7 separate regions of the Mus musculus genome follow, and all the other regions are linked to region 1. A link is a loop called in an ENCODE intact Hi-C map of the cell type or tissue named here. Cell type or tissue: heart. All regions are shown on one strand. Region 1 holds the start of Rprm (reprimo, TP53 dependent G2 arrest mediator candidate). Region 2 has its middle 56 kb from the start of Gm25898. Region 3 has its middle 120 kb from the start of Gm38481. Region 4 has its middle 100 kb from the start of Gm38481. Region 5 has its middle 16 kb from the start of Stam2. Region 6 has its middle 130 kb from the start of Gm38481. Region 7 overlaps Arl6ip6 (ADP-ribosylation factor-like 6 interacting protein 6).

Region 1 (4,000 bases):
GGGGGGAAAAAAGTGAAGCACCAGTCCATCTCGCAGCCAAATCATCATTTATTTCCCTGGAAATCAAGTTCTGTTATATGGGCATTTCCTAAACATTGCTATGCTACAGCCCCTAATACTTTCCACCAAACAGGTAAAGGGATGGGCTTTACTCTGCGGGGAAACTCTACACCGAAAATAGGAAAAAGAAACAAAAACATGACTCTAGGGATTGTTGTTTTTCTTCTTCTTTGGGGGGGAGGGGGCTGTTTTGTTTTGTTTGATAGAAAGAAAGAAAATTTCTAGTTAGCCCAGACTTCTTTAGTGCTAATAGGAAGTGACAGAGCAAGCTTTGTGCTAACTGGATTTGTAGTTCATTTCTATTTAACTACTCAATTTTACTGAACAAAATCCTAGGGCTGGGGAATCAAAGGAACAACACCATGGACCTGGGCTGTCTTATGAGGAGAGGCTTTGCCTTCTATGTCCGGGGTTTGTGTCAGTTACAGCTGAAAGAAAGAAAAGAAAATCTGTGCTCCCCAACTTCTTCTGATGATATTTTCTCAAATATGAGGTCTGGCTTTATGATCCATTAATAATAGATTTGACATATATATGAATTATATATAGAATTTATATATAGTATATGATTTTATATGTTGTATACAATATACTATACATATAAATGTATACATATATACATATACATATATACATATGTATATATATGTAAACTAGAGCAACTAAGCCACGGAAAGTATGGCTAAGTCCTGGGAGCCTGGTTCTTTGCTGTTCACACCTCTCTATTCTCAGTAATAAAAGAATCTAGACAGCTAGAAGAAACTGAAACTTCAAAAAAAAAAAAAAACTTGCCTAAAAGGCTCTCCTTTGTGCTTGAGGGATGGCAGCACGTTACAAGGATGCCAATAATGCCAGTACATTCAGAGGATCTGAATGTGGAATGAGTGATTCTTACAGAGGGAATTTAACAAGCAAGCATGGTGTAATTAGAAGGCTCTGTGCATGCCTATCATCACCAAAGTCAGGATTCTAAGGCTTTGATTGACCGATTCAAGGGACAGGAGAAAAGGGAAGGAGAAGAGAGGATCCTGTATCTTCTGGAGTCTAAAACAAAGTAGAAGTGGCCTGTGTGTAAGGCTCCTCTGGTAGCACTTATACCCAACAGCCACTATGGACTGAGTGTCTGCAGCTCCCCGAAATGCCTGCAGATTGCCTTGTGGTGAGGAAGGCAGGGTGGGTGGGAGCAACAGCTTCTGGAGGGAGGCGCCCAGCTGCTGGCCGACATTCTAGCTGATGGATGTAGATGAGCAATTCCCTTAAACCACTGATTTTCTGCCAAGGACAGAAAACACTGGAAGCTCATCCAAAAACTCCTCCGCAATTAAAGTGGCAATGAAGTGGTTGGTCACTCTGCCCACCTCCCTTAACAGAGAGGTGACCCTGTTCTTGGTAACCACCTCCACACACAAACCACAAAGAGAGCAAGCACCTCCTTAGACCTGCGCCTTGCCTGGGCCTCACAGCTCACTACAAACCCCGCTTTACTACACACGTAAGAGCTTTCCAAGTAGGGTGCGGACGTAGCTCTTTTATGATTTCTAAGGTTTTCCTCCATTCTCCCTTCCTTAAAACAACAATAACATCAGCAACACCCCCTACTTAAAAAAAAAAAAAAACGGGGGTGGGGGTGGGGAGAGAAGAAATTCCCAGTCTTCCCACCTGCCTTGTCTTCCAATACTCCACCAGAAAGCTTACAAGAACAGGCAGCAGCCAAACACAGGCAGCAGGCCAGTACCTTGACCAGCGCCATCTGGTACCTGTCCACCTTACATCTGCTCAGAGGTGATAGGGTGGCTTCGAAGGACACACTTAAGAGAGGGTGTGATCCGGGTCCTCTGCAACTTTCAGCCTTTCTCTCCAAGTTCTTTACTTGCTCTTCAGATCAGGAGTGCATAGTGAACCCTGCCTAGCCCTTGGAAATGCAGAAGGCACAAAGCCTGCTGCTAGGTTAGCTCCTATCTTAGCCGCCCCTCTAAGCCGAGCGGGCGCAGCAAGGCTCTATCACCAGCAGGGGCCGCTGTTCGCTTGGAGCAGGAGCCGGGCCACCGCCAAGGCCCGCGCCTCCCACGGCCCCTCCGGCCCAACCCGCCAAGTTCCAAGAGCTCCCAGTCGTGCGAGCGCCGGGAACGAGCACTGCCTGGGCAGAACACAGCGCACAGGAGCCAGCTTGCGGCGCGCCCTGAAGAGGTTCTTGAGACACTTACGGACCTGGGACTTTGAAAGGGAGACTGAGGAGCCCTGCGCGCACAAGTGATCAAGCCAGCGCTCCGCCGGGCACCTGTTCGTCCCGCGCTACAGCCACTCTGGTCCCCACCCCTCCGATCCTCGCCTTCCCGGCTCCCGCTTGCTCTCGTGATGAATTCAGTGCTGGGCAACCAGACCGACGTGGCTGGCCTGTTCCTGGTCAACAGTAGCGAGGCGCTGGAGCGCGCGGTGCGCTGCTGCACCCAGGCGTCGGTGGTGACCGACGATGGCTTCGCCGAGGGAGGCCCCGACGAGCGCAGCCTGTACATCATGCGTGTGGTGCAGATCGCAGTCATGTGTGTGCTCTCGCTCACTGTGGTTTTTGGCATCTTCTTCCTTGGCTGCAACCTGCTCATCAAGTCCGAAGGCATGATCAACTTCCTAGTGAAGGACCGGAGGCCGTCTAAAGAGGTGGAGGCAGTGGTCGTGGGACCCTACTGAGTGGCCCTCGGGTCCCCCTCGGCGGGTGCCTCCCTTCTGGCACCTCCAGTACTCCGCCAGCCGCGATGCACCCCTCACCATCACGGACCGAGCAACGCAAACCTGTCGGAGTCAGTTTTTTTCTCTTGACTTCTGCCTTTGGGGAAAAAGTGACCGATTTCTGATAGCTCTTCGAAAGGCCCCAAGCAAGACTGTACAGGAGGAGCGCCCAGACTTCGGGATACAGCAGCAGGTGGCAAAAGCAGGGCGCAGAACTTTGGGAGTGGCTGCTGGCGTGGGATACTGGGAGATGAACCAGGCGGCGAAGGCCCCTTTCCACCTGCAGGTGGGCTCAGCACTGGGGACAGCTTGAGAGGCCGAGCAAGGCGGGGTGTGGATGGGTGTGTATTCAGAGGCCCAGTGACCGGAAAAAGTGACTGTTTATTCGCCACGCTGCAGACCTAATTGGGAAGGAACATAGATGCGTGTGGGTTTTGCGACCTACTAAGAGAGTGAAACTTTGATCGATAGTAACCTGTGGTTTTAGGGGATTTGTGTTAGTTTGCTTGAATACAAATATTTGATAAGTCTTTTGTGTCCTAGTGGCCTGTTTGCCTGCCTGCGGGTTAGAGTTTTTTGTCATTCTGGGAGAACGGGTGGGGGGAGGGGAGTCTGAGACTGTGAATGGGGTAAGTGCTTTCTTTTAGTGCATTTCCAGCTGGGTCTTTATGGGAGGCTAGCGCTCCAGCTACGCCCGGGACAAAGATCCAGAGTAGAATTCTTAGCTCCTGTCTGCACGGTTTACGCCACAAAAGTGCTCTTGATATCCGTGACACCGTTTGACTCTTTTTCTTATTTAACATTTCCTTAATAAATGCAACATTTAAGTGTTTTGTTTCTGGCTTCCTGGTAGTCATTCTGTTCTCCTGGAGGAGGGGAAGGTCGGCTGCGCAGCTTCTGGGTCCCAGCCAGAAGGTTTCGCCTGGCCATAGCTGCGATTCTACTTCATAGATCCTTAGATCCATGGAGGGGAGGAGGGGCTGGACAGAGAGCCCAGGGATTTGTGACACACACGAAGCCCCAGGCATAAAAGCCATCTCGAAAACAGCGGCCTTTGTTTTCTCGCATATTTATGATTTAAAATTTCATTTCGTTTCGAATGTCAGGTAGGTTCTCGCGGGAAATTACACTTCCGTGCCAGGCTCCTCGGGGAACTCTAGGTTACCCCGCTAATGAAAGGAGGAGACAGCCAAGCCAGTCTTTAGGGAGAGCATCT
Region 2 (4,000 bases), 750 kb after region 1:
CAATATTCTCTGAAGCCTTCCTTGTCTTTGATTATGCTTTCAGTGGTGCATCTTGAAGTCAGAGTCATGCATATGTCAGGTAAGTACTCTACCATTAATCTACATCCGCAGCCTAATATTTATTTTCTACTTTGCTACCCTCTGCTTGCCTTTGGATCTTTGCCAAATATTAGGGATAGTGACTAAGTCCTTCAGACTCTGAATAAGTAGCTAATGTTATCTTGATGGCTTATAGGTTCTCTCACGTGTGTATGTGTGTGTGTGTGTGTGTGTGTGTGTGTGTGTGTGTGTGTGTGTGTCCAATGACATAATATCATAAATTGGGTAAGCTTTGAAGGAAAGTGCTATTCTTTTTTTTTTCAATTTTTTATTAGATATTTTCTTCATTTACATTTCAAATGCTATCCCGAAAGTTCCCTATGCCCTCCAACCACCCTGCTCCCCTACCCACCAACTCCCACTTCTTGGCCCTGGTGTTCCCCTGTACCGGGGCATATAAAGTTTGCAAGACCAAGGGGCCTCTCTTCCCAGTGATGGCCTAGGCCATCTTCTGCTACATATGCAGCTAGAGACATGAGCTCTGGGGTTACTGGGTAGTTCATATTGTTGTTCCACTTATAGGGTTGCAAATTCCTTCAGCTCCTTGGGTAAAAAGTGTTATTCTTGTACAGTTCTGGAGGTAGATTGTTAAACATTATATCTAGTAATTGCCTGTCTGGTGACAGAATCCTGAGGTAGTGTAGTACATCACTTAGCAGGGAGTGGCTGGGTTGGGGAGCAGGGGGAGGAGAGAGGAGATAGGGGATTTTCAGAGAGGAAACTAGGAAAGGGGATAACATTTGAAATGTAAACAAAGATAATATCTAATAAAAAAGAGGTGGGGAGTGCATTTATTGTATAACATAGTGTGACAGAGTCCTGATGTGGTACACGACATCACTTAGCAAAAGGTGGGGGGTACATGTGTTTGGGTACTTCTCTTTTGAGCACTCTCCCTTCATAAAGCCATCAGGATTCAATCATTCTATTGGCATTATACCATCCTCATATATTTGACTTCACAAAGACTCCAGGTCTAACATCATAGTCACATTAAGTTCCTACTCTCTTAATACTTAACAGTGGATGGTTAAACTAAATTCATGAAGTACTGGAGATGCCGAAGTCATACTCAAATCAAAGTAACAGTCATTTGTTACCACAAAACTCATTATCAAAGATGTGTACTTCTGCTTTGTTTTTGTTTCATAGTATTTCATTTTATTATTTTTTTAGATGTCTGTTTGAATTCTAATGAGAGGAAAAAGAAAAGCTATGGATTTGGGTAGGTGAGAAAGATCTGAGAAGAGTTGAGGGGAAACCATAATCAAAATATATTATATGAAAAATGTATTTTCAATTTAAAAATGTGTGTACTTGAGTGAAAGGGGAATTAATTAAATATAAACCTAATTAAATACCAGTATAAATGGTATGGGGATATTATAAACTTTACCACAGTGATACACAAATGAGTGTAGTCTGCAAATGCTGCATCCTATACCAGGCCTGTGGTAGCTGCTGTGCTATGCACAGAAACTTGAAGGGAACTGTGTGAGGGTATGCAATGGCCAGAGTCCTCCTCAGGCCTTTTTACTGGCTCTTTTCTCTGCTTAGCATGATTCTTCACACAGCCACAAGACTGACCTTCCCCTCTTGAATATTTGTTTAAATGCCTTCTCCATCCCCAGTCCTCTGACAATTCTGTTTTCCACAGGAACACCTTCAATCCCTCCTAGACACGCATGCTCAGTTCTCCCTACTTTTCCTGTATAAGCACCATACCCTCACTAAATTATCATCCGAGTTGCTTACCATTTCTTTGTTTATGAGGTGTCTTTTTCCCTCCACATGAAATTGCAATACACTCTCCAAAAAGCCATGGCAGGAATCGGGAGAGCTTCTACAAGTTTCCTTATCCTCTTAAGGTTGAATTCTTAATACTTAAAACAGCACCTTTCCATAAGAAAATAATAAATATTTATTTGCTGAAGAACTAAAGAGAAGGAGGGAGGTCTTCGACCTTGGAATTAGTTGACCCTGAGTTCACTTTCACCTGTCACTTTCTAGCTGAAATAGACATGGAGATGTGTCTCCAGAATCCCTTCAAGGAATGACATGCCGCCGCACTGTCACCCACTTCAGAGTTTGCCCCAGCTGCAGAGTCATTCAAGGACCTGCAAAGGTAGCCAAAAAACCAGTGACTGAGGCAGGAGCATAAATGTGCAGCAATTACGACCCTGAGCAACTCTGGTGTGACAACGTTGCTCTAAAGCTCCCCCTGGCGTTAGTCGTAGTTTAGTAGCAGGAATAATACATTTCACCTTTCTCTCTCTCTCTCTCTCTCTCTCTCTCTCTCTCTCTCTCTCTCTCTTTCTCTCTCTCTCTCTCTGTGTGTGTCTGTGTGTGTGTGTGTGTGTGTCTGTGTGTCTGTGTGTGTCTGTGTGTGTGTCTGTGTGTGTGTGTCTGTGTGTTTGTCTGTATGTGTGTCTGTGTCTCTCTGTCTGTTTGTCACTATCTCTGTCTCTCTCTCTCCCAAGCCAATCCTGATTCTTGTCTCCTCCACAATGTTAATAATTAATCCTCACTCGAGCCCCGAGGTACCTTGCCAGCGGAGTCTCGCCCAACACCCGCAAGGGCCCACACAGGATTCCCCACGGGATCCTAAGACCTCTGGTGAGTGGAACACAGCCCCTGCCCCAATCCAATCGCGCGCAGAACCTGAGACTGTGGTAAATAGGGAAGCGGAATACCCGGGCCAGACCTGGGGCACAAGTCCCTTCCAATCCACTCGAGCCCTGAGGTACCTTGCCAGCGGAGTCTCGCCCAACACCCGCAAGGGCCCAGACAGGATTCCCCACGGGATCCTAAGACCTCTGGTGAGTGGAACACAACTCCTGCCAGGACCAGATGGGTTTAGTGCAGAGTTCTATCAGACCTTCAAAGAAGATCTAATTCCAGTTCTGCACAAACTATTCCACAAAATAGAAGTAGAAGGTACTCTACCCAACTCATTCTATGAAGCCACAATTATTCTGATACCTAAACCACAGAAAGATCCAACAAAGATAGAGAACTTCAGACCAATTTTCCTTATGAATATCAATGCAAAAATACTCAATAAAATTCTCGCTAACTGAATCCAAGAACACATTAAAGCAATCATTCATCCAGACCAAGTAGGTTTTACTCCTGGGATGCAGGGATGATTTAATATACGGAGATCCATCAATGTAATCCATTATATAAACAAACTCAAAGACAAAAACCACATGATCATCTTGTTAGATGCAGAGAAAGCATTTGACAAGATCCAACACCCATTCATGATAAAAGTCTTGGAAAAATCAGGAATTCAAGGCCCATACCTAGACATGATAAAAGCAATCTACAGCAAACCAGTAGCCAACATCAAAGTAAATGGAGAGAAGCTGGAAGCAATCCCACTAAAATCAGGGACTAGACAAGGCTGCCCACTTTCTCCCTACCTTTTCAACATAGTACTTGAAGTATTAGCCAGAGCAATTCGACAACAAAAGGAGATCAAGGGGATACAAATTGGAAAAGAGGAAGTCAAAATATCTGGGTACTCATCCACATGGTGGCTCATAATTGTCTATATGAGCCCTCCCCAGGTGATCTAACACACAGAAGATCTACCAACACACATGTAAACAGAAAATTCATTCACATAAAATAAAGGTTAAAAAAACTTTAAATAATAGATACAATCTAACTAACTTGTGTCTAACTTAATAGAAAGCCATGGCATTTAGAGGCAAGTGGTTCTTACCTTCTGGAAACTGAAGTAGGCAGCAGGACACAGGGCAGAATGGGAACAAAGAACTTAAGGAGACCACCAAGATGCCAAAACAAATGTAAGTGCCTCAAAATAAACGTTAATTTCTCCAGGAACTACCTACTGCTGAGAAATGAGAGGAATGAGAAGTCCTATTTATGC
Region 3 (4,000 bases), 510 kb after region 1:
TAAACAGCAGAATTCACGAAATAAAAGATGAATTTGAAGGTTATGTCTATAATGAATCTCAGAGACACAAATAGATGAATAAAATAGAAGATCAAGATAAGAAAGAAATGGTAACTATGAGAGGCTCTAATTAAATTTCAAAATGACACGCGGTGCCTTTATACAGTATCAAGATCAATATATCATGACACACTTTTGAACCTTCGAACCGTTTTCTACTTCTTCAGCTTAAATTCCTTCTCTTTTATGGTGCCTTGCTCTACCTGCTTCTCTTATAAACTATTGTCCAATCCACTAATCACAATTTTGGAGCACATTCTATGTTGTAGATCCTAGGAAACTGGTTCAAGACTTGCTCATGAATTCATGTATTAGAAACATTGCATACACACCAGTCTCTCATTACTCAAGGCCTCTAAATATGACTTGCTGAAAGACTCAGAAGGGGAAAGGTCACTTATTCAGAATCCTTAATAGAATATTGAAAAAAACTCTCTCTCAGATGTTGAGAAATCCATAGACAGAATACATCAGGGAAGACAACTATAGAATATGACATTTTTAAGAGATAAGGCAACACAAACAGATTACATAAGAAAATTCCAGAGAAACTAAAATTTGTTACGGCTACATGGAACCATCTCTGAAGAAAATGAAATTAGAGAAATCAAAACTGTCTCATCATGTTGAAAAGATAAAAAATAAAACTGGAAGGTTAAAAGCCCTCACGCCACCATGAAGACTCTGCATGATAGTTGAGGAGCACTAATGATGAAGGCTCAGAAAAACGGGACAGTCTTGGTTAGAAAGAAAGAAACTCACGTGTGCTGATGAAGAAGGCTCACCACTTTCCAAGCAACATTATTTTGGGCACTCACTGAGCTTCGAAGTGTTGATACAGCTGGGCCCCATTTTGGAGGTGCCAGGAGGATCCTTTCCCTTTTCTTTCTCAGTTTCCAGAGGGCACCCACATAGCTGGCTTGTGGGCTCCCTCCCCACCTTCCAGGCTACACATTCCAACTACTCCCTGACCTTGGTCTTTCATTTCTGAACACATGATCGGTGAGAGTGGGCCTGCATGTTGTTAAACCAGGCTGTATTGTTAAGGTCAGCCAATTAGTATCCTCTTGCCCATTCACAACCTAAATGTCCCTTTGTCAGGTAAGATAATGTTCAGGTTTCAAAGATGAGAAAGCTGTGTATCTTGGCTTCCTGGAGCTCACTAAATTGTGTTTCAGAAGCCATGTTCACACCACACCTGTGATCTATTTATCTCATAAACAGCTGAGCCATTTCCTGCTCAGGCCTTCAATAACCAGTTTAAGATTATTTTCCTCCATGAAGGCTTTCTTCTCCATATATCCTATCTACCCGTTAATTACTTAGCTAAATTAAATATCTGCATAATTTCTAAGCAACCATTCTCTAATTTACTTTGTCACTTTTATAATTTTGTTCCACTTGTATTTTATCCCTAAATAAGCTTTAATATCTTTGAGAAAATATGCATTCGCAAAGCATTTATAATAATACAAGCAGTCATTAAAAAACAGTAGAGAGTATACAAAGCAAATGTAAAATAGAAACTACAGTATAATCTAGTTATTAAAGAGGCAGATAAATATGACTGAAATATTAATAACACTGTCTTATAATGGAGTTAAGGCTGTTGTCTCTCCCTAGAATGTTTGTTTTCTACCTCAGAGAGGTGTATCTTGTAAGACAGCATATAGCCCTCTGAACATCTGGGACTTTCCCTGCAGTTGCTCATAGACTCAAGAGTAAGGTTTTTTGCTCCCTTTTCTACCAAAGTTTCCTCCAAATGTTTTCTAAACTTTAATCCCCATACACCCGCCAAACACAGACACTATTGCATATGCCAGCAAGATTTTGATGAAGGGACTCTGGTATAGCTGTCTCGTATGAGGCTATGCCAGTGCCTGTCAAGTACAGAAGTGGATGCTCACAGTCAGCTATTGGATGGAACACAGGGCCCCCAATGGAGAAGCTAGAGAAAGTATCCAAGGAGCTAAAGGGATCTGCAACCCTATAGGTGGAACAACATTATGAACTAACCAGTACCCCGGAGCTCTTGTCTCTAGCTGCATATGTATCAAAAGATGGCCTAGTCAGCCATCACTGCAAAGAGAGGCCCATTGGACTTGCAAACTTTATATGCCCCAGTACAGGGGAACACCAGGGCCAAGAAGCGGGAATGGGTGGGTAGAGGAGCAGGGCAAGGGGAGGGTATAGGGGGGATAGCATTTGAAATTTGAAATGTATATAAAGAAAATATCTAATAAAAAACTGTGCTACAAAAAAAGTACACAAGGCAAAGCCCTACTGTACTCAGGGCTTAGCCTTCAGCCTTGAATCTGCTGAGCATGCGCCAACCCAAATAAAGCCACTCCCTAGGGGGGCAAAAAATCTTATAAAGGCAAGGGACCTAGCAATAGTAACTCACACCAATGAAGGACCTGAGCTAAGAGATAAATAGCCCAGCGTCACCATCCTAGAGTTCGTTTAGGACACAGTACGTGCGGCTCCTCACAAGGATCCATCCCCTTTGCCCTCAGCCCAATGTCCACAGGAGTAGCCCATTCCTCAAGCACATCTTGTTGGTTGTCCTTCCCTGTTTAGCTTTCCTCATTGTATCGCCTTTGCTTCCTGGAATCACTTCCGATGTAAATTGATTATTTTAGGGAAATGGATCATATGTGGCCTTGGCAGAAGAAAAAAAAAAGAAATCTTGTTTGTTTGTTTGTTTTCCACATAAAAGTGAAAGTTGAATCACAAATTGAGAGTTCTTATAGATACCTTGTGATCCTTCAGGACACAACAGTTTAGTGTTCTATGTGAGGAGCTAATGTAGGCTATTACATTTTTCTCTTTTTAGCTGACATAAGACTATTTCTCATCACCTCCCCTTCAGCCTCAGCCCCCTCACAACAGCTAAAAATATAGAGAATCACTGGTAGCGGTTTAATTTTAGACTTAAAAGTGGTGCTGCAGTTATCTGGGTGCTTTGCTTCAGTGTGTAAAATAAGAAGCATGGGAATGGCCACTGATTCTTTTTGTTCTTGGCACTGTGTGGCTTTTTGGCTTGACCTTTGAATCCATCAGACCATGAATTATCTTGCTTTGTGTGCTTTGTGTTCATGAGCTCCACACCCACACATTGGTCATGGTGTCTACATTGGGAGGAACCAAAACTAAGACAGGCATACATCACTTCTATAATGTCAACTAGTCATGTAACATCATCAGCAAGAGTAAGATACAATAATAGTATTAAGAATTACCACTAATAATTTTTGTTAGTAAAAATATTCTATTATTATTACTAGTAAAAATAATTCTTCTTATTATTAAATAAGATAATAATTCTAATTATCATGAACAATAGTAAACTGATCATGATATGGGAAAATATAATCTTTTAAATTTTATCATATATAATGTACCTGCATGCAATTATGTGTACCACATATGTGCAAGTACACACAATGACCAGAGAGACCCCCTGAAGCTGGAGTTATAGGGTTATTGCCAATTGTCAGCTATAATGTGGGTTCTAGGAACTGAACTCAGATCATCAGCAAAAGCAACAGTGCTCTATAGAAGTTAAGCCCTAGTTCTTTCTCCCAACCCCATGCTCTCAGAAATAAGACTCAGACCCAAATTATATTTACAAATACTTTGGCCATATAGCTAGGCTCTACTCTGACCATATCATAATTAAAGATGACCCACTTCACACTCTGCCATGTGACTGGTTACCTGTACTCAGATACCACATGTTCATCTCCTCACAACTTTTCAGCCATTCTCCCGCCTGGCCCTACCTCAGAATTCTTTCTCCTCCCAGATGGCCCTCCTCTATTTCTTGCCCAGTCCATGGGTCATAGACTTTTTAATGACAGGTGATGATGCATTCATACTCTACACAAGATATTCTCTCTACAGTGCTCATAAACGCTGAGCCATCTCTCAGGTCCTA
Region 4 (4,000 bases), 490 kb after region 1:
GAGGTGCAATGTGTGCTTTGAGCTTTACTAAAGTTTCTTTACTGAATGTGGCTGACCTTGCATTTGGCATAGATTTTCAGAATTAAGAGTTCATCTAGGTAGATCTTACCTTTGATGAGTATGAAATGTCCCTCCTTGTCTTTTTTAATACCTTTAGGTTGAAAGTCAATTTATTCGATATTAGAATGGCTGCTCCAGAGTGTTTCTTGGGACCATTTTCTTGGAAAATTGTTTTCCAGCCTTTTACTCTGAGGTAGTGTCTATCTTTGGCCCTGAGGTGGATTTTCTGTATGCAGCAAAATATTGGATGCTGTTTTCATAGCCAGTCTATTAGTCTATGTCTTTTTATTGGTGAATTGGGTCCATTGATATAAAGAGATATTAAGGAAAAGTAATTGTTGCTTACTGCTATTTTTGCTGTTAGAGTTGAGACTCTGTTCATGTGCCTTTCTTCTTTAAGGTTTGTTAAAGGTTACTTTCTTGCTTTTACTAGGGTGTAGTTTCCCTCCTTGTATTGGAGTTTTCCCTTTATTATCATTTGAAGGGCTGGATTCATGGAAAGATATTGTATAAATTGGTTTTGTCTTGGAATACTTTGGTTTCTCCATCTTTGGTAATTGAGAGTTTTGCTGAGTATAATAGCCTGGGCTGGCATTTGTGTTCGCTTAGGGTCTGTATAAAATCAGTCCAGGATCTTTTGGCTTTTATAGTCTCTGTTGAGAAGTCTGATGTCATTCTAATAGGTTTGCCTTTATATGTTACTTGACCTTTTTCCCTTACTGCTTTTAATATTCTATGGTGTTTTTAGTGCATTTGTTGTTCTGATTATTATGTGTTGGGAAGAATTTCTTTTCTGGTTCAGTCTATTTGGAGTTTTGTAGACTTCTTGTATGTTCATGGGCATCTCTTTCTTTAGGTTAGGAAATATTCTTCTATAATTTTGTTAAAGATATTTACTGGCCCTTTAATATTCATTCTCACCTATACTTATTATCCTTAGGTTTGGCCTTCTCATTGTGTGCTGGATTTCCTGGATGTTTTGAGTTAGGATCTTTTTGCATTTTGCATTTTCTTTCATTGTTGTGTCCATGTTCTCTATGGAATTGTCTGCGCCTGAGATTCTCTCTTCCATCTCTTGTATTCTGTTGCTGATGCTCGCATCTGTGGTTCCTGATTTCTTTTCTAGGATTTCTATCTCCAGAGTTGTCTCCCTTTATGATTTCTTTATTGTTTCTACTTCCATTTTTAGATCTTGGATGGTTTTGTTCAATTCCATCACCTGTTTGGTCGTGTTTTCCTGTAATTCTTTAAGGGGTTTTTTGTGTTTACTCTTTAAGGGCTTCTACCTGTTTCACTGTGTTCTCCTGCATTTCTTTAATGGAGTTATTAATGTCCAATATCCTCTACCAGAATCATGAGATATGGTTTTAAATCCAAATTTTGCTTTTCCTGTGAGTTGGGTTATCCAGGACTTGCTGTGGTGGGAGTACTGGGTTCTGATGATGCCAAGTTGTCTTGGCTTCTGTTGGTAAGATTTTGCATTTGCCTTTCTCCATCTGGTAATCTCTGGTGTTAGATGTTCTTGTTGTCTTTGCCTGGAGCTTGTTCTTCCTGTGAGTCTATGTCAGCACTCCTGGGATACCAGCTCTCTCCTGGCAAGACCAGTGCACAGAGGGCTGCAGAAGAGCCCCACCTCGTGGCTGCAGAAGTAGGCCCTTCAGACCCTATCCCATCTGTTCTGCTGCCTCTGCAGCCTATGCATTCCTCAGTGGACCTACCTTAGAGAGCCACTGGATAGAAAATGGTGATCTCACCTGAGTCCTGGGATCAGAGCACTCCCTGGAGGCAAGCTCTCCTCTGGCAGGGAAGGTGCACAGAAGGCTGAGGACCAACTCCACCTCTTGGCTGCAGATGTAGGCCCATAAGACCTTGTCCTAGCTGCTCTTCTGCTTCTGTGCCCTGAGCTCTCCTGAGTGGACCCACCTTAGAGAGACACTGGAGAGAAAATGATTAGATACTTACTGATGATCAGGGTGTTTCAAGTCCTTTGGTGCAATTTTGTTCTTCATCAGAATATCTCCACCCAGCAACCTGCAACCAAGAACTAACTAGCAAACAGCAGCAGCAGGGGCAGCCAGCAGGGGAGCAGCAGCCACCTCTCTCAGGGTTCTGACATTTTTACACCCTCTAAAGAGTCCCCAGATTTTCAAATATAAACGGTCTTCAGCAGGCAACATTCAAGCCTGCCAGAGCACAGAACAAATCACAGTTAGCTGCTATGGACAATCTGGAGCAGCCCCATTTTTCACACCAGAGATTAAAACAAAACATAGTGATGAAACATTTCTGTGGGTTTTTTTTTCTCCTTATACCCCATCTCCCATTTCCTCCTTCCCCTATTTTTGTGTTTTTAAACAAACCAAAATTCTCACTACAGCTATATAAGACATAGTTAATACAAAATTGGGGATAATTGATAACTGTTGAATGTTAATGACAAATTCTGAAGGATTTTTTTCATCTCAGTATTTCCATAGACTTGGTGTCCAAGTTAACTTTAATGGTCAGGACAGCCTAGCGTCACCTGAAAAGGGAGTCTGAATTAAAGGATTGCCTAGATGAGACTATTCTGTGGCCATGACTATGATTGACTGGTAATGGGTGGAAGAGATGCCACCCACTGTAGTAGATAGACTACACTCTCTGGACAGGGCATCTTGGGCTATGTAAGAAAGGTAGCTAAGTATGAACTGTTGGGCATGCCAGCAACACCACTCCTCTGGGGCTTTTTCTAAATTAATTATTTTAATTTTTATATCCCAAATGCTGCCCCCTATTCCTCCCAAGAGTCCAGGTTAGTTGACATTTTTGGTCTTCCTATGGGGTTGCCATACTTTTCAGCTCCTTCAATCCTTCCCCTAACTTCCATAGGGATCCTCAACCTCCTTTCAATGCTCGGCTATGAGTATCTGCATCTGTCTCAGGCAATTGCTGATAGAGCCTCTCAGAGGACAGCTATGCCAGGCACCTGTCTGTAAGCACAACATAACATTAGTAATAATGTCAGGAACTGGTGGCCACCAGTGGGATGGAGCAAGCTATGGAATCATGCCAGTAAGCATCTTTCCTCCATGGTCTCTGTTTCCATTCCTGTTACATCCCAGTCTTGAGTTCTTGCCCTAACTTCTCTTTATGGTGAAAGGTAACCTACAAGCCAAAACAAACAAACAAAAACTATTCTCCTCAAGTTGCTTTTGGTCATGGTCACAGCGATATAAAGGAAACAAAGGAAACTAGGATCGAATCAGAGACTACACAAAAGAGGTCACTGGTGAAGTCGCAGCTTTGGTTGCAATGGAGGCCCGAGGATATTGGTGAAGCCAGGATCATGGCATGTCCATCAAAACAGTTGTGGAGTGGAACCAGTGTAAGACTACAAGAGAAGCTGTGTGTGGTGCAGATGTCAGAGCTAGAGAAGCAGAAGTCCCCATGCCTTGTAGAATCCTGAGATGTCTTAGTAATAAATCCCACTGTGCTAAAGGATCCATATTTCAGTGCTGGGCTTTGATTTTGCTTTGGTCAGATTGTTTTTATGCCTAGGTTCTTCCCTTTTGGAATAAGAAGTATAAATTATTTATTATTTATTTATTTATACATTATTTTACAAAGGCCCATGTATAAAGGAATTTGAACTGTTTAAGAGACCTTGAACTTGTGAAGCATTGGAATGTTTTTAAAGCCTGATGGAATTTTAACATTGTGCTGTGCATCATGCTAACATATTAACATGAGACCTTAGGGATAAGGAATTGAACAGTTATTATTTAAAGTGATGGGTTTGCATGTTAAATTGACAAAGAGTGGAGTATTGCTAGTTAACTATCAACTTTACATAGCCTAGAGTAACCTGACAAGGGATTCTCAATTAAGAATTTTCCCTCTCCCTATTATTGAGCATTTCATCTAAGGTCTCTTACCTCCCAGGACTCTGGTGCATTCT
Region 5 (4,000 bases), 1.3 Mb after region 1:
CAGAGAAACCCTGTCTCGAAAAAAAAAAAAAAAAACAAAACAAAACAAAAAAAAAAAAGAAGAAAAAAAAAGTCATCTCAGCTTTATTTGCCTTGACTAATTAGCCCTACTTGAAAGAATAACATGAAGCCAATGTTGGCATCTCACAAATGGCATAACTGAAAAAAATGTACCAACCAAAGGATAACTGTGAAAGTTTAGAAATTATCCTTCCTGCAGCTGGCTCAGTATTACAACTTGGTTAGAAACAGCTAGAAACAGTTTACAAGACTTTAAAACTAAGCAGGTATACTGAGGGATATCTAAAGAAAAAAAGAGGTTTTTTTTTGTTTGTTTGTTTGTTTTTTTGTTTTTCATTTGCTCAAATCCCAGATCCTTTTATAAATACAAATATAGAAACACCTTTTTCTGACAGGAGGCTAAAACATTAACAGATGTGCAGTATTTATATTCTTAATCATTTATCATTTAGCTGGCATACTGTATTTTAGTGTGTGTGTGTGTGTGTGTGAGATGTGAGGGCGTGAGTCACATTGCTTGTGTGAGGTCAGAAGAGAACTTTTGAGATTTGGTTGATTCCTTGCCTTCTAGGTTCTGGTGATGTAATCCAGGTTGTCAGGCTTGCAAGGCAAGCACCTTTATCCTCCGAGCCATCCCGCTGACTGGGATGTATGGGTCTATTCTCTAATAAGGGATAAGGCTGGAGTCTGTTAGTGTTCTAAATCAGTTTGAAAGGAAAGTTTCGTTTTGATTAAGTAGAAGATGTAGACTTACGATTAAATGTTAGTTTCCAAATAGTAATTAAGAAATAGATCAAAGCAGGGCGGTGGTGGCGCACGCCTTTAATCCCAGCACTCAGGAGGTGGAGGCAGGCGGATTTCTGAGTTCGAGGCCAGCCTGTTCTACAAAGTGAGTTCCAGGACAGCCAGGGCTATACAGAGAAACCCTGTCTTGGAACCCCCCCCCCCCAAAAAAAAAAACCTAAAAGAAAAAAAAGAAATGAAATAGATCAAGCCGGGCAGTGGTGGCACATGTCTTTAATCCCAGCACTCGGGAGGTGGAGGCAGGCGGATTTCTGAGTTCGAGACCAGCCTGGTCTACAGAGTGAGTTCTAGGACAGCCAGGGCTACACAGAGAAACTCTGTCTCGGAAAAAACAAAAAAGAAAGAAAGAAAGAGAGGAAGAGAGGAAGAGAAAAGAGAGAGAGAGAGAGAGAAAGGAAAGAAGGAAGGAAGGAAGGAAGATTGATTAAGGCTGAGAGCTGCACTAATTTATGTAACTTTAATGATATTCCTTTTCAGTGTTTAAGGCTCTGCCCTATCATTGGCAGTGGGGGTGTGATGTTTGCATACCATCCTGTATTATCTATGAAAATTTCACTCCATATACATAGTTAATATCTCCATATACATAAAGTTAATATCTTATATTATGGGAAACCGAGAACTCCAATCATCCTAAATTTTACAATCTGATTCTAGGAGCAGTAGAGATGGCTCAGAGGTTAAGAGCACTTTTTGCTCTGGGTTCAGTTCCCAGCACCCACATATCAGCTCACAGCTGTCTGTAATTTCAGTTGCAGAGGACCTGATACCCTTCTTGGCTACCCTGATCACCAGGCCTTCACATGTGCACACATATTCATGCAGGCAGCACACATACACATAAGATAAAAACTAAATCTTAAAAGGAAAAAAAAAAAAAGTGCTTGCTCATTTCGTGACTCGAAGGCTTTCACTGACGCCCCCTGCTGGACTTATCGAGGGCTTGGTGGCTCGCTGCTGAGATGTGTGCATGGGTTGTGTGGGCCCTCAGGAAGCACTGAAAGGCAGTCCTGATAGCAACGCAGAAGCAAGTCGGGAGGGCTGGACTGACTCGAATGATTGTTGAACGTGTTGCCAGCAGAAGTGTCAATCAGAAAGATGCCGGAGTGAACAGGGTTTTGGGAGTGAGAAGAGAGATCGGAGTTACCCAGCGTTATCAGGTAGGTCGAGCAGATACTTTGCAGAGGTATGCAGGAGACACCCACACAGGTTCCTCATTAAGTTCCAGACTCCACAGAGACCCCCAAGAAGGCAAGTGATGCCTACTGATGACATCAAAGCTCCCGGGGGAACCGTTATGTTCATAGCCATTCATTAGGCCACATTGATGTGCACATCCACGGAGTCCGACACATAAAATAGAATTATTATATCTGGCACACTGATGTACTATGGTTTGAATTTTTGATGGGTAAACAAAATTTATATCCTTTTAGGGTATTTTGCCCTTAAGATAAAAGTGAAAGGTATAAAGTAAAAAGTATACATATACCTTTTAGAAACACACACACACACACACACACACACACCATGCAGACTAGACTAGAGTTCTACACAGCCCAATGTCCCTAGTCTCAGACACTACTGAATTGGCAATTTCCCTTCATTACAAAGAACCAACTAACAAGAGTAAGAATAAAATTGTTCACTTGGGAGAATAAAGCCTAAGTTACATATGTATTAATAACATGATGGCTTAGGGGAAAAAATCACTTATGCCCGAGAAAAGGATTTTGGAATTTTGAAGTCAGTTTCGAGAACTTAAGTCTATACTTAGCACTATCAAAAAAATTACTAGGAACCAAAATGAGAAACATAATCCTACCTGATCTAAAACGACATCACAGCTCTTCCTAGGATGTTTCATGCAAAAATAGGGCTACACTAATTCTCCAAAAGGCTCAATAACAATAAAAATCTAACACAGGGAATCCAGGCTAGATGAGGGATAAATACCAGTGTTTTTTAATTTAGGTGCTGGGGGGTTAAACCCAGGGCCTCATGTGCTCTACCGCTGAACTACACTGCTTAGCCACCAACATTGAAAACATATACCTTCTTTATAAAGACTGAAAAACATGCTCTTACAAGGATGCAGGTGAACACAGATGTTGACTAAATTCTGAATTTAAAACGGTGCCTCAAAGCTAGAAGGGGAAATGCTGTTATGATCGAAAATTACCCTATAGCTTATGTAACTAAGGTTCAACATTATTTAGAGTGCTCCTTAAATCTTCAACGACGGTGTATGATAATGGTTCTTATCCATCTTTAAGGTCCCACCCCATAAACTGTTCTGCAGAGACCCATGGCCTTCCTTCTCTTTTTATTTATGTGTCTGTGTAAGTCTAGTTATTCCAGAATAGAAGCAGTATTTCGCTAGACATGGCACTAGTGTGTGCTTGGTGCAAGGCTGTGAACTCTTCATCATGGGGTTCTGGGAGTAGCAAGTGTTCTTAACCACTGAGCTATCTCCCCAGCCTCAGTTTCCTGGAGTTCTAGCACAATAGTCTTTATCACAATCGCTGACTTTCGCACATGAGATTAAGTCTAAACAAATACGTATTTTCTATATTAAAACTAAAACATTGGGCAGAAGATGATGATTGGGTGAATATTTTTTAGGAGCACAGCCCAATTCGTTGACATTCATTAGCAAAGTGACTTATTAGCAGCTACTTTTGCCACTCACTATAAATTATTTGAAATTTGTTATAGGTTGGCATATTACAATGGTGTATTACTCACCTGGTTTCGTAAGGTAGATAAAGTGATGTTGTTAATTTTGGCTAAATTAGGTCTAGCCTGAAATTTGTTTTACTGTTTCTTTGTTTTCTAGAGAAGCTGATTCTGGGGTGAGACAATGTTGCCACCCACTGGGCAGATTGTAGTATGACAGTGAACAAGACCAGTTTTAAATAAACTGTGAAGTAAAAATTAAGCTAGTCCATTTTATCGTTCTTTAATTTCACTGGCAGTAAAAACGTATTGAATTAAATCAACCAGCTCTTTCAGGAGTCCTGTGACAGGAGGTCTTTAGGACTTTAACAGTAAATTCCTTTAAAGCATAGAAAAGCCAGGCAGTGGTAGTGCGTACCTTTGCTCTAGCATTCTAGAAGCATAGGCAGGCAGAACTCTGAGTTCACGTCTAGCCTGGTCTACAGAGAGAGAGAGAG
Region 6 (4,000 bases), 520 kb after region 1:
TATGGGGAACTTACAAAAGAAATTAAAAAGCCTAAACAGTGACTTTTAACATAATTGAAAAGCTTTCTTTAAAATACAGGATTCATATTATCTAAGCTTTTCAAAAAGTGGGTTCACTTAGATATCAGTATTCCAAGGCCTACGTAACCCTCTCACCTTTACTACTTAAAAATGTAAGTGCTGTATATTGCAACTCTTTATAATGTGCAGTCTCTAATTTGAGTGGGATTATATCTTGCCGATACCTTCCATTAAGTGAGAGAGGATATTAATATAATTTGTCAGGGACGGCAGCCTGCCATGAACCTGGCTTCCTCCAGTTGCCCTGAAAATGACCTACCTCATCTCCCAAGCAGTGGCATCCTGCTGGGTCAGGAAAACACACATCTACCAAACTCAGTGCTGTGGTGGAAGCCACAATCTCTTAAAATTTGCTGTCATTTCATAAAAAATGATAGCAAGTGATGTCGGTATTAGAAACTCCCCCCAAATACTGTAATCTTATAAAATGTCAAAGAATGAAGTTCACTCTCCCTGCCTCCTCATATCCCAGGCAACCTGAGGAGGTTGATTTATGAGAATTAATGTGACTCCCTTTAGGCTCTGCTTAATACCCAGTGGCACTTTTGAGCTAATATATTTTATTTTATTTGCATTTACATAATATAATTTGATAGTCTCATATTGTGTAATCTCATTTCTCTCTGTTCATTTTTTTTTTCAGGAAAAGCAAATTGCTTGCAGCTTTTCAACAAAAGGACTGTATATGAACTATACCCAGATAAGTTGCAGAAAGCTGGTTGCTATTGCTACACAGAAAACCTGAGGTATATTTTTAAAAGGAATGTTGACAAGACAGGTTCCCAACCTGGGTCCATGATACTGGTTTCTTGAGTCTAAAAATCAGTGGGAGCCAATACTTCTGTTTAAAGAACTAGGGACAAATACTCCTTTCTATGCTTTTAAAAAAATGTATAATGCTTCAACATTTATAACCAAACTTATATGAATATATATGTGTGTGAGAGAGAGAGTTTGTGATAGATAGATAGATAGATAGATAGATAGATAGAGATATGATATATATATACATATGATATATATGTATATATATGTGTGTGTGTGAATGTACGAGTGTGGTATATGAGATAGATAGATAGATAGATAGATAGATAGATAGATAGATAGATAGATAGATAGATAGATAGATAGATAGATAGGGAGATAGGGAGATAGGGAGATAGGGAGATAGGGAGATAGGGAGATAGGGAGATAGAGAGATAGAGATATGATATATATGTATACATATGATATATATGTATATATATGTGTGTGTGTGCATGTATATGTGTGGTATATGAGATAGATAGATAGATAGATAGATAGATAGATAGATAGATAGATAGATAGGTAGGTAGATAGCCCTATCAACATTACTCATGGTTGACTCTGTCTTAGTTTCTGCCTAGAATATTATTCCCCTTAATGTAACTGAGTCTTTCCCTGTGTCTTATTTCGGTGACCATTGTTATGTTAGTGTAAACAAGGAGAGCCTGAAATATAATCAAAGCACACCCCCTGCAGGAAATTTTGGCAAGCTTCTTGTTGCTGGGGCAAAGTTCCACAGAGAGAATGTAAAACAGACAATAATGGAGCACTGGGGCTATAGTTGGTGGGAGAGTGATTCCATAGAATGCCTAGGATCCATCTCCAGTACTGCCACACTTGAGAAAGAGAGAGGGGGAAGGGGAGGGGAGGGACAAAATGGAGAAATGGGGAGAGGGCGTGAAATGAAGTAAAAAGAAGGGAAGGAGAGTGAGAGAAGGGGAAGGACTGACAGGGGATAGAAGGGAGGACAGAGCAGAAAAGGACAGGGAAGGGTGAGAAGGGCAGGGGAGGAGAGAAAAATAAACTGAAGGGAGGTAAAAGTGTATTGGAACATCACAGAGAACTAAGGAGTCATGTGTCTACTGTGCTCAGAAGTTGCACATTTTACTGTCAGACAGCTAAGACCCACTAAATGTTCTTTTTAAAACAATTAAAATAAGGTGTGAATTTTAAGAAGCTTTAAAATAAACATAGGTTTGACGACTGAAAAATCTTCATTTATTTGCCTCACTAAGGGATGTTGACTTGTTAGACCACAGCTTCAAAAATCAAAGCCAGAGACTCCACTGGGTAAACCAGACTCCCTGAATCACTGTATGGATGCTACCACCTTCTATTCTGGAAGTCTGGTCCAAGTAGCGATAACACAGAAGCTTGAGAGCTTGACTGAGCCTTGAAGAGTAACAGGAAAATCATGCCAAACTGAGAACCCCAGCATCATATCCCCAACACACATACCATCACGGACATCTGTCTTAGGAAGGGGCTAAGTCAGGGCAGCCTTCCTTTCCAGTACTAGAATCTTTCCAGTACTAGAATTCTGGAGAATAGTATTCAGTCCTTTATTATTAAATATTGGTGTGTGTTTAAATTCAATATAACTAATAGTCTGTTTAACAGCAAGCATACATTTAAAAACAACTATATATCTCATGCATAACTGGTCAAAATGCTGAGGGTACCTGAGTACTTGGCTGTAAATGGGACATCTGTATCAACGCCACTACCACAAAACCTCAAAGAACATTTAGCAAGAGGATGTAGCGAGAATTTAAGAGCCTAAGGATAGAAAGTAGTACAAGTTAATAATGGCAGAGAACTTTATGAGGTTGTCAAATGTCCACTCGAGCCAGACATGCCGTGAAGATACCCTCCTTCATTTCTCATGAAGTCACAAGAATTAGGGCTTCCACTCATTACTTTCTGTGTCCCGGTCTGAAGTAAAACCTCAGAAACCATGTGTAGCAGTTACTTTTCTCATCACTTTGACAAAAAAGCTAACTTACATAAGAAACGATTTGGGGAGACTTATTGAATATTCAGTACATATTTGCTTGATCCTGGGACTTTGGGCAGAACATCATGCTGTCAGAATATTCCTGTGGACAGGAAGTACAGGAGAGAAACAACATACTCCCTAGAATCCTACTTCCTCCGGCTAGATCCTACCATCTGGAATTTCAAAACCATACCATTATCTAAGAATCAAATATCTGATACATGAACCTATGAGGGACCTGCCAATGACCCCTCTGATCATGAGTACTTGAACACATCTGGAGGTTTTAATTTCTGTTCTCTCCAGGAAGCCCCACATAATCAATAGAGATTTTAAGACCCCACTTTCTTTTTTTCCTGGAGTTTCTTTGCTCTTGTGAAGTTTTATCGAGTTTGGGTGATGGAAACTGTCTTTGGCAGTTTTCATAATAGGTTTGTGGCATGCTTCATGTCCTGAGGACTTCAGTACTTTTGGGTTTGAATCCCATAAAAATGCTCAGATTCTTCAAACTCTAAAACATTTTGATCTCTCAAAACAATTGTTTTCCCCTTGCACATATAAACCATCCTGTAAAACTAAAATCTACCAAATAACTGATTCTCCTATTCTGCTGCTACCACAGCCTTCCCCCAGGGCAGTGCACAGCCCAGCTACTCTCTTATCCTTAATAAAAGAAATGGGGTACAGAGCTAAACAAAGAATTCTCAACTGAGGAATACCGAATGGTTGAGAAGCAACTGAGAAAAATGTTCAGCATCCTTAATCATCAGGAAAATGCAAATCAAAACAACCCTGAGATTCCACCTCACACCAGTCAGAATGGCTAAGATCAAAAATTCAGGTGACAGCAGATGCTGGCAAGGATGTGGAGAAAGAGGAACACTCCTCCATTGTTGGTGAGATTGCAAGCTGGTACAACCACTCTGGAAATCAGTCTGGAGGTTCCTCAAAAAACTAGAAATAGTACTACCAGAAGATCCAGCAATTCCTCTCCTGGGAATATACCCAGATGTTCCAACTTGTAATAAGGACACATGCTCCACTATGTTCATAGAAGCCTTATTTATAATAGCCAGAAGCTGGAAAGAACCCAGATGTCCCTCAACAGAGGAA
Region 7 (4,000 bases), 880 kb after region 1:
TTTATTATAGATAGGATTTTCAAAGTTAAATGGTTTTATATCTAGCACATAGAGTAACTGCAAGCTTACAGTTAGACCATTTACCACTAGATGGTGCCTATACAAAGGTAATGTAAAATATGTTGGGTTTAAGGAAAAAGTGTCACTGATTTGGAGAAAACAATGAATATGAGAACAGATGTTAAAAACAAAGTTGTTACTCTTATTTAGCAACACTGCAGAGGTAAAACTGACATTATTATAAAAGCTTAAAGTTAGATGTCAACAGAAAAACAATTAGTAAAACTATTACTTTATTTTATAATATAGAAGTCAGTGAGTTAATGAAGCAAAGGAAAAATAGATGATGCATGTTACATCTGAATGTACAAGTTGCTTCAGTTCTTGGGGCTTGTTTTCTTCATGTTATAAAATGGAACAACACTAATAATAACATTACAGGTGGCTTAGAGACTTGGCTCTTTTCCCTATGAACTTTATTTGGAGTCTCTAAGACATCTCTAGTATTAAAGTACTAGTTTAAAAATTGTACTTTTAGGAAGAATTCAACGTCAAGGTAGATATTCTACCTAACTTCTTCAATCACAAAGATTTAAATAAGATATCTGGTTCTGCCACTAGCCTATCCTGGAACAAGCCGCAAGATAACTTAACAGTCTGGGTTTTCCTTGTATACAGTAATTTTATATATAGATAGATGCCGCAATATTAAGTAATGACTATACATGCAATTTATGTGCTTGTTTGGAACTCACTCCTAAGACCCAATGAATGAGGGAAACAAGTTGGAGATGATCATGTGACATTGTGGGGGAAAACAGTAAATTATACAAGATTGTTATACTAAATTATAACCTAATAACAACTATGGAATGCTATGGATACTTCTCAAAATCTAAACTTCTGCTTTGTAATTTAACAATGCAAATTCCAAGTAGCTAAGACAAAGTTCTCCATATAATTATTTTATAAATCTAATAAAGGAAAGTTTTCACTTTTACATAAGACTTTGGGAATAAAAACAAAGAAAGGTACATTTTCAAAAAGGTACTAAATGAACTTTGACAGGAAGACGGTTCCGTGCACTTATAAACTTAACTAAATTAAAATGATACACCGGTGGAAGGCAAGATTGCTCAGCAAGTAAACAAAGTATGTGATCTGAAGCTATCTCAGTTTAATGGGTAAGCTTGGAAAAACTGACTTCAATCCCAAATGGTGGATTGAACCCACATAGTGGAAGGTGAGAACTGACTCCTTCAACTGACCTTGACAGGTTGTGCTATGGCATATGTACATGCAGCAATAGCAGCACATAAATACAGATGAATAAAATGTAATAAAAATTTGTTAAATATAAATAAGTAACAAGAAAAGCATTTCATTTTTAGTATCAATCTAAACTAGTTATTCAATACACTAGTTATTAGCTAATTTCACTAAATGGTTTACCTCATATTTACTAAATAGCAAGAAATGTTACTTTTTAATTTCATTGAGAATTTTGTTTCAGTAAAATGTGATTCATAAAGTGAATAAGTAAAAAAATAAATAATAATTTAAAAAGATAATAGCTTTGATTTTCTTCCCTTGAAATTATTCTTTTATTAAAACCCATGTTTTAGTCTATAGACTAACAAGACTGTTTAAATAAACCAATTACATTTATAAACTGGCTATCATGAAAAATAGTATACACATGGTGATCCCAACTCCTATTTCTAAAACAATCATAAAGAACAAAAGAATGGAAAAAACATACATTAAAATGTTGGCAGTAGCTTTCCCGATTTGTTATTTCCACTGTCTTAAAAAACACACACACACATGCCACAGTCCTATTTTTCTCTTTTTGAGACAAGGCCTCATATATCCCAGACTGGCTTCAAGCTTGCTATGCAGTCCAAGGATGGCCTTGAACTAGCAAGGATGACACAACACACGGACAACTAACTGCACACTGTACAGTGCCAGGGAGGAAACCCAGGGCCACATGCATATGAACCAAGCACTCCAGCAACTGAGCTACATTGCAAGGACACCTTAACAAAGAATCAGAAATATTTTTAAACAATCAAGAAACATGCTTATATTAACCTAATTTTAGGTAGTAAGATAACATGATATATTATAAAGTTATTTTTATTAAAACATTACATTTCTATCTGATTTCTAAGTAAATAGTCTAAAGATTATAACATTTTCACAAGAAAAAGTCTATTTTCCTGTGCAAGGACTCACTCTACTGGCTACACAGAGAAAATATTCGTAAGATCTTTATGAAGTAATTGTTTATTTTCATGAACACTAGAGGGCAATGTTTGCATTTTCAAACTGAATATCACTGTGTGTTTATGTGTATACTTAAATTCCGTATGAATAAACATAAAATAATTTGGTATTTTATATTTACTTGTAAAAATTAACACAAACACAGTATACTAAAATATATTTTATAAGTGCTTTAAGACTTCTAAAGACTAGATGACCAAGCACACAGAGTATGTGATGCAGCACTATCTGATTTTAATGGCTACTAAACATCTGACAATAGAGGTTCTTTATTTCTACTTACAATTTAATAAAAAGATTAATTTATTAAAACTTAGTACAATTAGTTAACCGATCTTTAGGAGAACACTAAAATTCTTTAACCTTCAAAACTCTAGTTGCCTGAACAGCTAGCATTCAGGGACGATGTCAAATAAAAATAATAGAAAATTAAGTATATCACATAAGATTTACAATCTCTATTAAAGGTACTGGGTGTTAATAGGTAGCAAAACAGTATAAATTAGAACTCTGTTATGTCTTTGCCAAATAAACTTTCTGAATGAATGCTACCCAAGTTATCCATATAGTATGGTATTCCAGTATAACTTTTCTTATATTTAATTGTGAATTAAGTATTTATCAACTTCAAACACAGATCCATAGGCATAGAATTTACATTTCAGATACACACGAGTATTTGTGAAACATTTAAAACATGCGACAAGGTAAATACTTTTTTTTATAAAATATGTATTTTCACATTTTGTTTCAAGTAAAAACAAAATTTTTAAGCACATATTTTGAGGGAGGAAAATATATGAAGTTTACTAATAATGAAAGTAATAACAACAACTATGTTAGTATTATAGTAATACTGATAGTTATCACTATTATGGCTTCCCCTTTACAGAGGCCCTGAAACAGACATTTTGCTTAAGAGGTAGAAACAGACATTTTGCTTAAGAGGTAGAGTTGGTAATAACAATAGTAACAACTGTCATAACTCACATAAATTTAACTGAAATTAATTTTCACATCTTCATTCTCCCTCCCAATTCCATTTGTAGAAAACTAGAAATCTCTGAAGTTTTTTGCAAATACTATTTAAGTCAGAAGTCTCTCAAGCACTAGACCATTGGCTACTGAGTTTCTGATACTCTTCGAAACACAAGAAAATACAGTGCAAAGAAATTCCACTACAAAAACACATCAACTCTAGTCTGGATCGCTACACTGGGCACCAAATATGCAAGTTAATTAAAACATGAGGTTCAAATCCTGAAAAAAGTCTAATTTGAGAAATAATTGTTGTTGAATCTGGCCACACACCTGACAAAAACTTTTCAAACTTTGCATTTTGACTTTGTAAACTCTTACACCTAAAAAGAAGTCATGAAATTTTCTTCTTTGATATGTGATTTTCAATTTTTAAAAATTACATTAACAAGATAGGAAACAAGATAGGAAATATCATTCTCCAATTACTTGAAGGTTGAGGCCTAGACACTTGAAAAAAATCTTGTGTTGGTTTGTCTTATATACTGAAATCTAGAGCTTCAACATATCCCAGTTATGCTTCTCATAACTTTAGTGTCTTTAACAGAACTGACATTAATGTACAATAATGTGCACACATACACAACACACACACACACACACACACACACACACACACACACCTCAAACAAACAAAATAAACCTAGAAACACTTACTTGAACCTAGCAG

What was found. Hi-C counts contacts between places; a loop is a spot of excess contacts. Peaks named below come from ENCODE experiments on the same cell type or tissue, not always from the same donor. Only the 100,000 strongest peaks of a DNase experiment are listed, where the experiment ranks them.
Region 2: a loop joins it to region 1, with 10 times the contacts of the local background. A loop is called at or near these places in 18 of 42 quality-filtered maps.
Region 3: a loop joins it to region 1, with 2.2 times the contacts of the local background. A loop is called at or near these places in 8 of 42 quality-filtered maps.
Region 4: it touches region 1 in a loop (4-fold over the local background); 3 of 42 quality-filtered maps call a loop at or near these places.
Region 5: a loop joins it to region 1, with 6 times the contacts of the local background. A loop is called at or near these places in 3 of 42 quality-filtered maps.
Region 6: a loop joins it to region 1, with 3.0 times the contacts of the local background. A loop is called at or near these places in 8 of 42 quality-filtered maps.
Region 7: it touches region 1 in a loop (4-fold over the local background); 11 of 42 quality-filtered maps call a loop at or near these places.

Annotation. Positions count from the first base shown.
Region 1 is chr2:54,083,720-54,087,719 of GRCm38, reverse strand. It overlaps Rprm (reprimo, TP53 dependent G2 arrest mediator candidate), which reads left to right and starts at 2,168. Exons shown (of 1, transcript NM_023396.5): 1 at 2,168-3,627. The coding sequence starts at 2,416. The coding sequence ends at 2,745. In heart, a CTCF peak has its summit at 2,071 (motif pointing right); a DNase peak (open chromatin) is centred at 2,099; H3K4me3 peaks cover 2,027 bases; H3K27ac peaks cover 472 bases; H3K27me3 peaks cover 1,749 bases.
Region 2 is chr2:53,329,155-53,333,154 of GRCm38, reverse strand. No RefSeq gene overlaps it. Among named protein-coding and RNA genes, the nearest start is that of Gm25898, 56 kb to the right of the region's middle. In heart, a CTCF peak has its summit at 2,302; no DNase peak of the experiment used is centred here.
Region 3 is chr2:53,573,163-53,577,162 of GRCm38, reverse strand. No RefSeq gene overlaps it. Among named protein-coding and RNA genes, the nearest start is that of Gm38481, 120 kb to the left of the region's middle. In heart, no CTCF peak of the experiment used is centred here; no DNase peak of the experiment used is centred here.
Region 4 is chr2:53,590,615-53,594,614 of GRCm38, reverse strand. No RefSeq gene overlaps it. Among named protein-coding and RNA genes, the nearest start is that of Gm38481, 100 kb to the left of the region's middle. In heart, a CTCF peak has its summit at 1,690; no DNase peak of the experiment used is centred here.
Region 5 is chr2:52,756,580-52,760,579 of GRCm38, reverse strand. No RefSeq gene overlaps it. Among named protein-coding and RNA genes, the nearest start is that of Stam2, 16 kb to the right of the region's middle. In heart, a CTCF peak has its summit at 1,747 (motif pointing left); no DNase peak of the experiment used is centred here.
Region 6 is chr2:53,565,767-53,569,766 of GRCm38, reverse strand. No RefSeq gene overlaps it. Among named protein-coding and RNA genes, the nearest start is that of Gm38481, 130 kb to the left of the region's middle. In heart, a CTCF peak has its summit at 1,581; no DNase peak of the experiment used is centred here.
Region 7 is chr2:53,203,039-53,207,038 of GRCm38, reverse strand. Arl6ip6 (ADP-ribosylation factor-like 6 interacting protein 6) reads right to left here. Exons shown (of 4, transcript NM_022989.4): 3 at 3,988-4,000. Among named protein-coding and RNA genes, the nearest start is that of Arl6ip6, 13 kb to the right of the region's middle. In heart, CTCF peaks have their summits at 76 (motif pointing right) and 2,303 (motif pointing right); no DNase peak of the experiment used is centred here.